Regions from separate parts of the Homo sapiens genome. Here region 1 is linked to region 2. The links are chromatin loops, found by intact Hi-C in ENCODE. Cell type or tissue: heart right ventricle. All regions are shown on one strand. Each heading gives the region's core, and the rest is flanking DNA. Links, peaks and the distances in the headings are about the cores only.

Region 1 (4,385 bases), core at 266-4,265, 610 kb before region 2:
GCCTCTGTATGCTAATCTGTTATATGCTCATACATATTCAAAGCAGGGTGTCCTAGGTGTATCGGAGCTTAAGTTCTCTATTTTTCTAAAATTAATTAATCTAAGAAATGTGAAGTTTGATGAAGCTCAGTAGGCTGTGCTGCTCAGGATACCCAGACAGACAGTTTCTGGAAGAAGTGGATCGAGATGCTACTCTCAAATAGTTGAAACCTGCCAAGTGGTGGACATAGTTCTCTCCAAAGTGCTGTTAGTGGGGTGGAGGAAGTCCTAAGGTTCACTTTTGCAGAGCTGGATGCTGGAAGGGGTGTGTTTTCAGGTGTGTACAGCCGAGGGATATGTCCTGACCACCCCTCCTCAGTCCAACCCATCGAACACGGAAAGGACGTCTTCCTGGTGAGAGCAGGCAGATCCGGGTCTCAGGGAGGGGGCCTGGGAGGGGCAGTCTTCCAGTGCTCATCATTCTGCAGCTGGTGCATTGGGACATCCCTACAGAGACACATTGCATGAGGCCCCATGTAGGTGGCATGCCTCACACCCTCACTGTGGGGGCCACAGAGTTGAGCAGTGAGGCACGGGCACAGGATCTGGGGCTGCCTGACTGGCTGTGTGTTCTTGACATCCCCACCCCGTCCATCTGTGGAAGGGCACAGGGAGCCTTGTGTGACACCAGCACAACACGTGTTTGCTCCCCTTTGGTCTGCTTCTGCAGCAGCTGGTGCACACACCAGAGGTGTGGGGATGGGCAGAATCCCGGCGCGTCATAGCATCTGGGGGCAAGGCTGGGGTGAGGGGAACCTTCTCTGGACAGGCAGTCTAGTCATGCAAGTCACAGGGACTTCAGTCCCTGCTCAGGTGGCCATTGCTGGGCAACCTCTGGACTCCTCCTGACCCTGACATCTCCCCCTGTCTGATGGGGGCCTGAGGGTGCCTAGAAGCTTCTCAGGCTGGGGCTTGCATGCTCCTTGACTTGACTCCGGGCTCAGAGACATGGGGGTTGCTGGACATTAAGAGTCCGCTAGCGGCCTCACACAAGGCTCGGTTCCAGCGAGGAAGCAGATTCTGGGGGCTTTGAGCATCCCTGTCTAGCCTGTGGTAACAGGAGGCAGGGGGCTATGGGTGAGTACCAGGATCTGCCCTGGGGGCCTCTGCCCAGGTGATGGGCTTCTTTCCACCTGCCTCTGGCCTTGGCAGCCTCCCAGCTGTGGGAAGATCTGCATCTGCCATGACCTCCATGGAGCCCAGCCCTGGTAAGTGGCCAGAGACAGCAGCTGTCCTGGGGGAGGCTGCTGGAGCTGGAGTTCACTGTCCTACAAGGGAGGCAGAGGCTGGCATAAGCAGCCCTGCAGTGGGCATGGCTGGCCATGGTTGGCTGCACATCCATCTGCCCCCATACACCAAGTGCTGCACCAGGCTCTGTGGCCCCTCCAGGAATGAGCAGTGAGCCCCCAACCCAGTCCTTAGTCAGGTGAGAAGTGTGTTGCTGTGCAGCAAGGACCACAGGCCCTCAAGGACTTGGAGGCATCAGGAATTCTGTTCCCATGAGGACTCGGAGGACCTTCTACAACGGAGGGGGATGCCATCTTGGGTTGCTGATTGAGACTAAGATTTTTGAATAAAGATGAAATGAAGGTCACTCTCTGCCTTTCTGGGGTATTCCTGGGAGGATGGGGTTCCAAGAGGCACAAGTGTCCTGTGGGCCCTTGTGGATAACTAGCGGGGGTGGGGGGCCTGACTCTGGGATGTGTGTGAGGCTGAGGCACCCAAGACTCCAGCCCGGCCCCAGGAACGTGCCTCCAATTTGTTCAGCGGGCTGCCCTCACACTCAGTGAGGGCTGGGTAGAAGGTGGCACCCCAGAGACCAAGCAGAGGGTGGCAAGAGCAAACAGATCAGACAGCTTGACGTCAAGGACAGAGAGCCCTCATCCCCCATCTGAACCCAGGGCTCAACCCCGGCCGCAGAAGAGCAGCACAGCCTCTGTGGGCAGCTACTGAGGTCAGCAATGCTGCCCATGTGGAGGGTGAGGAGAAGAGCCCCCAAGAGCATCCAGTGACCTGGAAGGGGCCACGTGGTCAGCCCCTGAGTCAGAGGCAAAGCCTGCAGCAGTTTCAGGGGTTGGCCACTAGGTGGCAGAGGAGAGCCCAGCACAGTCACAGGGGCCTTAGGTCAGCCTGGCTGGTCACACCTGGCCTTCGGCCTCCTCAGGCAGGTGATTGAGAGAGAGGAGGAGGGAGAGCCTCCACCGATGGTCTACAGTGGGCATGCATGGGGCTGGGGTCTGCCTGGTACATGTGAGGGTTGTGTGTCCAGCCTTGAAGGATGGCTAAGGACTGGCTAAGCGGAGATGTAGGGGCAGGAATTCCAGGGAACTGGGAACTCCAGGGGCCGGGGTTGCAGAGATTCCAGAGAACTGGGAACTCCAGGGGCCGGGGTTCCAGAGATTCCAGAGAACTGGAAACTCTGTGAGGAACTGATGCAGAGACTCGGGGACCCAACCCAGCACAGTGCTCTTGGGGAAAGAGCCCATCTGAACCTCAGCCTGAAAGCCCTTGGGTTGCAGGGGCAGGAAAATCCTGCCTAGGTGTCCACCCACAAGGTCTGAAACCTGCTCTACCACCTCCTCCCAGCCAGCCCTTTGGGGGAACCCACAACCTCCCACCTGACACCCACAAATTCCTACTCTCCCCATGCCACGCTCCAGATGCCAGAAGCCCTCTACCTGAGGCACCCTCAGTGCCTTCTGTTGGCATCTGATCAATTCTGGGTCCTGGCGTGACTGGGGCTGGGTACTGTTGAACGATGCTGGGGGGATGAGCCTTCTCCCTCCTCTCACATGGCATGAAGGCAGAGGAAGGGGTGGAGAAGCCCCATGGAGTCCACAAAACCAAAGGGAAGAGAAAGAGGGAGGAAGAGGAGCGAGGTAGGGCCCCCATCTGGGGCTTGATGCTGTGTGTGCCTCCTCTGGCCGCTTGCGTCCTGCAGAATCCTTTCCGATTTTCCACATTATTCTAGGAGGTTATTAACCATTTTAATTTTTATCCAAGAAATGTGGCACACGTAGGCACAAATCCTACCCAGCTAAGTGCCACCCTTCCTCAGGCTCATCTTGCGCTGGAGTCATACATTGGACCACAGCACCATGAGGCAAGGTCAAGTGTCCCATTGGGCCGTCTGGGCAGGTCACAGATGCGGAGGACAGATCCCGATATTGCACATCACGCTCCTTTCCTCTCTCCCTCTCTTTCTCTTCTTCTGCAGGTCACCATGTTGCTTAGGTGATCACATCTGCATGGGATTGCTGGGAGGCAGCTTTTCAGTCCTGCAAAATAATGGGTGATAAGATGAGGGGCTCCCCCATCAGGGTCCTCAACACCCCAGGCAAGGAAGCTCCTTTCTCTTCTCCTTCCACTGGGCAGATCTTGGGCCTCGGGTGCAGGGCCACCTGGGCAGGTCGGGCACCTGAGAAGGACTCGCTTTGATCAGGGGAAGGTCTGGGAAGGAAAAGCCAGACCGCAGCCAGCGTCAGAATGGTGCAGCGGTGCAGGGAGGGGTGCAGGAGGCAGCTCCCTAGCGGACCCCGAGGGCCTGAGGTCTGGGGACTGGTGTCCACCCCTGCTTGCTCCTCCTGGCAGGCTGCGGGCGGCTGGTAACCGGAGCCTCATGCTGAGCCTCCCACTGCGACTCCTGATGGAGCTGGGAGCTCACCCTGTCATTAGGGCTGGGGTCAGCAGAGGTGGTGGGTGGGGCTTAAACAAACCCATCAGGGCCCTGACTCTTTCCTCTGGGGCCCGTCACATAAATTTTCATTGAATGCCACTGCATTTTCATCCAGGGAACTGTCAGGGATATTTTGAGAAGGAACTGAGGGTCAAATGTCAGCATGGCTGAGAGCTGGGGGTTGTACGATGTCAGACTGCAGAGACAGAGGGGCCCCCAGGGCACAGGGCTACTCCCTCCGGGGTTCCAGGAGCTCCAGCAGGCCCAGCCCCCAGGATGGCATTGGAGCCTCAGCCCAAGTCTCAGGGCTGACCACACTGGGTAAAGAAACGATGACTGTGGTTCACGTTGGGGAATCAAAGCCATCCTCACTGTCCTCTAAGTGAGCAAACACATGGCAATAGGGAATTTAGGACTCCACAACCACCCGTTGTTCTTTTCTCTGAGATCTGCAAGCAAAGCTTCATACTTGTAGGAACTTCCCCATTGTCAGGGCGTTCTCTCACACATTAGCTTACGTGTCTATCACTCTATGGATGAAGCGGGACAGAAGTGAGTGTCCCCTTTACACAGATGCAAAGACTGAGGCTTCATGGAGCTGGGAGGCTGCCCAAGGCCACTGGACACGGAGGAGCCCGAAGCTTCTAGCTGCCCCCGTGTCTATTTTATA
Region 2 (4,385 bases), core at 174-4,173:
ACAGCAGCTTTATTTATAATAGTCCAAACTAGAAGCAACTCAAATGTTCATCAACTGATACATGGATGAACACACTGTGGTATATCCATACAATGAAATACTACTCAGCAATAAAAACAAATAAACTATAGATACACGCTGCAACAACATGGATAAATCTCAGAATAATTATGCTGAGTAAAAACGGCCAGACTGAAAAAAAAACCTCAAAGAGTGCACATCACATGATTCCATTTAAACACAATTCTAGGAAATGCAAACTAAAGCACAGTGAACCAGAGCAGAGGGGTGGCTGCTGGGGTTGGGGCGTGGGGTAAGGGGAACATGGAGATGGGCTGGAGGATGGGCTCACCAAGGGCACATGACACTGTGGAGGGTGATGAGTGTGTTCACTATCTTGACTGTCGTTGGCATGGATGTTTGGAAACAGATGTTCATTGTACTGGGAGAATAAATTGGTACAGCCACTTTGAGGAGGAAAGTGGCCTATCTGGTGAAACTAAAGATCTGTGTACTTCCTGGCACAGCACTTCTAAGCCTGGGCATAACCCCCAAAGCTGAAATCAGTAAACTATAGCCCACAGCCTGGACCTTGTTTTTGTAAAGTACGTTTTATTGAATACAGCCACACATGCTCATTTACATGGTCTAATGCTGCGGCTGCATTCATGCCACATCGGCAGAATTCAATAGTTGCAAGAGACCATCTGGCTCAAAAAGCCTGAAGTATTTTTATCTGGCCCTTTACAGAAAGTGGCCTGATTCTTGCTGGAAGAGACACTGGCTCTTGAATGCTAGGAGGCATGGAGAGGAGCCATGGAAGCATTGTCTATGAAAGGAAATGGCTGAAAAACCTAAATGTCCATCAATAGAGTAATTAATAAGCAAATAATGGACTATAAGGCTTCAATTAAAATGAATAAACTACATCTACATGTATCAAAACATGAGAGAGAGAAACATGCTGCATGAAGAAAGCAACCTGCATAACAGATCAACACGAGGGTGACATTAGAAACTCAAAAAACACCACGAGGCACATCCAAAGTAGAGATACACACCAAGTTCATCCTGGGGACTGCCCTCGGGGGAACAGGACTGGGGCAGGGGGAAAAAGGACTTTGGCTCTTCCTACATGTTTTTTTTGAGACAGGCTTGCTCTGTCATCCAAGCTGGAGTGCAGCAGTGCAATCACAGCTCACTGCAACCTCTGCTTCCTGGGCTCAAGCGATTCTTGTGCTTCAGCCTCCTGAGTAGCTGGGACTACAAGTGTGCACCACCATGCCCAGCTAATGTTTGCATTCTTAGTAGAAAGGGGATTGGCCATGTTGGCCAGGATGATCTCAAACTCATAGCCTCAAGCAATCCGCCCACCTTGGCTTCCTAAAGTGCTGGGATTACAGGTGTAAGTCACTGCGCCTGGCCACATTTTTATTTATTTAAAAAAAAAATGTAGCAGGAGAATGGCGTGAATCCGGGAGGCGGAGCTTGCAGTGAGCCGAGATCGCGCCACTGCACTCCAGCCTGGGCAACAGAGCGAGATTCTGACTCAAAAAAAAAAAAAAATGTAACAAAAATGTTTTAAGAAGACCAACAAGTTAAATTTAAGTCTGATGTTTATCAATATCCTAAAGAAAATCATACAGACACTTGCTGATTTTCCCCTAACTGTAACATACATCAACCCTGACTTTGAAGTTCTCACTGACCACTCTTTTTCAAAACAGCAGATGTTTACCAAAAAAGGACACTTTTCCTTTCATCTTCTGAAGCCCAAAGATTTACCAATCTGAAATAATTTACTCTTCCAAGGAGACTTTGAAACACAATCCTAATATGCTTTGCGTAAAAATCATAGCTATAAAATTGAAACCAATGGAGGCTTCAAAGGTGACCTCCACTAGGAGCCTGGAGGGACACATTCAGGGTTTTCGACTGGGTCTCAGAAATACCACCAGGGACACCAGGACAACCCCTCATGCATACAGAAAGGACTATAATGTATTAACATTCCATCAATGAAAAAACAAACTGCAGAAGGCATTTCTCCTTTCAGCAAGGCAAACAGTGGTGCTGTCAGCAAAGCCTCCGCCGACAACATTCTCCAGTTATTATTGTTAAAAGGGCTCCCTCTACTGTTAGTCTCAATTGCACAGTTCTCATTGGCTATTTCAGGCCCTAGCTTTGTGACAAACTAGGACATGTTAAGCAAAATTATCTAAAACAACCATTAATTCAGCTGGGGAGAAATACATATATGTGTGCATGTGTGTGTACGTATGTGTGCACACATCCCTATATATAAAACTTTTTTAAATTGTTGAGTTATTAGGCTAAATATCCAAGAAACTTCTGTTTAAAAGAAAAAAAAAATTCTTCTTCCTCTTTAAAGTGACTGTAAGAGAAACCTGGCTGTGGCATTTGAGACACACCCTGTTGGCCCACAGGTGCCCGCCCTAGTGGTCATGTGCCCAAGGAAAGGGTAGTGGCTGGCAAGAGGCCACAGGTCCCAACAAAAGCACATCACACATGTGTGAGGGAGACTGCGGGGAACCAGGTACAATAGAACATGTATTTAAAAAAAAGACTTAAAAACATTCCCGGCCAGGCGCGGTGGCTCACGCCTGTAATCCCAGCACTTTGGGAGGCCAAGGTGGGTGGATCACGAGGTCAGGAGATCGAGACCATCCTGGCTAACACGGTAAAACCCCGTCTCTACTAAAAATACAAAATATTAGCTAGGAGCAGTGTCGAGCACCTGTAGTCCCAGCTACACGGGAGGCTGAGGCAGGAGAATGGCGTGAACCCGGGAGGCGGAGCTTGCAGTGAGCCGAGATCATGCCACTGCTCTCCAGCCTGGGCGACAGAGCGAGACTCTACCTCAAAAAAAAAAAAAAAAAAATTCCCAGTCTCTTACTTTGCAATCAGCCAGGATCAGGCAGCCAGCCTCCCAGTCTGCAAACAGGACCTGGGAGAAGGGATGGGCAAGGCCAGAAGGGGAGAGTCAGGGAGTCAGAGCCCAACAGGCCTTTGGCTCTTGGCTCCTGAGCTCCCCAAGTAAGCCGCTGCCCCCTCCCAAGACGGGGCTGGATACCAGGCCAGGGAAGTAGCCCCACAGAGGAAGTCCCACACTTTATATCCTCCCAACTGGGAGGAGGGAGGAATGGCTTTTTTTTTCTTTCTGAGGCAGGGTCTCACTCCGTTGCCCAGGCTGGAGTGCCGTGGCACAATCTCAATCCACTACAACCTCCACCTCCCAGGTTCAAGCGATTCTCCTGCCTCAGCCCCCCAAGTAGCTGGGACTACAGGCATGCGCCACCACACCCGGGTAATTTTTGTATTTTTTGTAAAGACAGGGTTTCACCATGTTGCCCAGGCTGGTCTCGAACTCCTGGGCTCAGGTAAGCTGTCTGCGCTGGCCTCCCAAGGTGCTGGGATTGCAGGCGTGAGCCACCATGCCTGGCCAGGAATGGCATTTAAATATGCAAACAGACATCACTGATAATGGTAATATTGAAAGATGCTCCAACTTGTAAAAGTCTGTAAATGCATGAAACAGACTGCTAAAATGCCAGTGTTTATGGAAATCATTCCATTACCTTCTCCCCAGGTTTGGGTGACTGCTGCAATTTCTCATAATCTTTCTTCGTCTCCAAAATTTTTTTCACAAGTCCACCTGTTGAAAAATCAGTGATTTTATGTTAAAAGTTTATTCTCTATCCCAAAAACCTATTCTAAATGGGTGGGATGGTGGGAAAAACACTAAGTTTTTATCCTATCTCTTTTTATGCTGAAACAGTTTCAAATAATCTTTATTTGTTAAGGAGATAGTACACAAGAGTGATAGACAGCTGGTAGTGGAAATTATCACATTTCAAAGTGTTTCAGGGAAATCAGCTCCTTGAAAAGTAAAAAGCTTTAGAAATAAAATAGATTTTCTATTTTCAAAGATTAAGAAGGAGTGTAGATTGACATCCAAAAATATAGCCATTTATTACAAACAGAAATAACAAGAAATGCTTCTAAGTACGGATACTTCTTTTACACTGGGGCAAGACTATTCCACTTCTTTCAGAATTTACTCATGGGATAAATATCATGTGAAGTTTTTTGGAATAGTGTTTCACCCAAGCATACATCAGCCCGAGGCTGACTGAATAAACGAGGGTACGTCCACACGGTGGAGGACGACGTGGCTATGAAGGAAATGAGGATGGTTTCTCTGCATTGCTGCAAAATGAAAGCCTGCATCTGCTGTCAAATTAAAAAGAGCAAGATGGAAATAAGTGTAGGTATCAGTAAATACACATGCACATGCATATGCATTTATTTATTTGTTTGTTTTTCAAATGTAAGTATAAGCCCTATTTTACTGTTACCTACAG

The links. A loop is a pair of places that touch in the nucleus more often than their neighbours do. Peaks named below come from ENCODE experiments on the same cell type or tissue, not always from the same donor. Only the 100,000 strongest peaks of a DNase experiment are listed, where the experiment ranks them.
Region 1: it touches region 2 in a loop (5-fold over the local background); 16 of 110 quality-filtered maps call a loop at or near these places.

What each region holds. Positions count from the first base shown.
Region 1 is chr2:238,968,403-238,972,787 of GRCh38, reverse strand. No RefSeq gene overlaps it. Among named protein-coding and RNA genes, the nearest start is that of LINC01940, 44 kb to the right of the region's middle. In heart right ventricle, for the core only: no CTCF peak of the experiment used is centred there; DNase peaks (open chromatin) are centred at 497 and 2,127; H3K27me3 peaks cover 1,687 bases.
Region 2 is chr2:238,355,295-238,359,679 of GRCh38, reverse strand. TRAF3IP1 (TRAF3 interacting protein 1) reads right to left here. Exons shown (of 17, transcript NM_015650.4): 15 at 3,600-3,676. Among named protein-coding and RNA genes, the nearest start is that of TRAF3IP1, 37 kb to the right of the region's middle. In heart right ventricle, for the core only: a CTCF peak has its summit at 2,147 (motif pointing left); no DNase peak of the experiment used is centred there.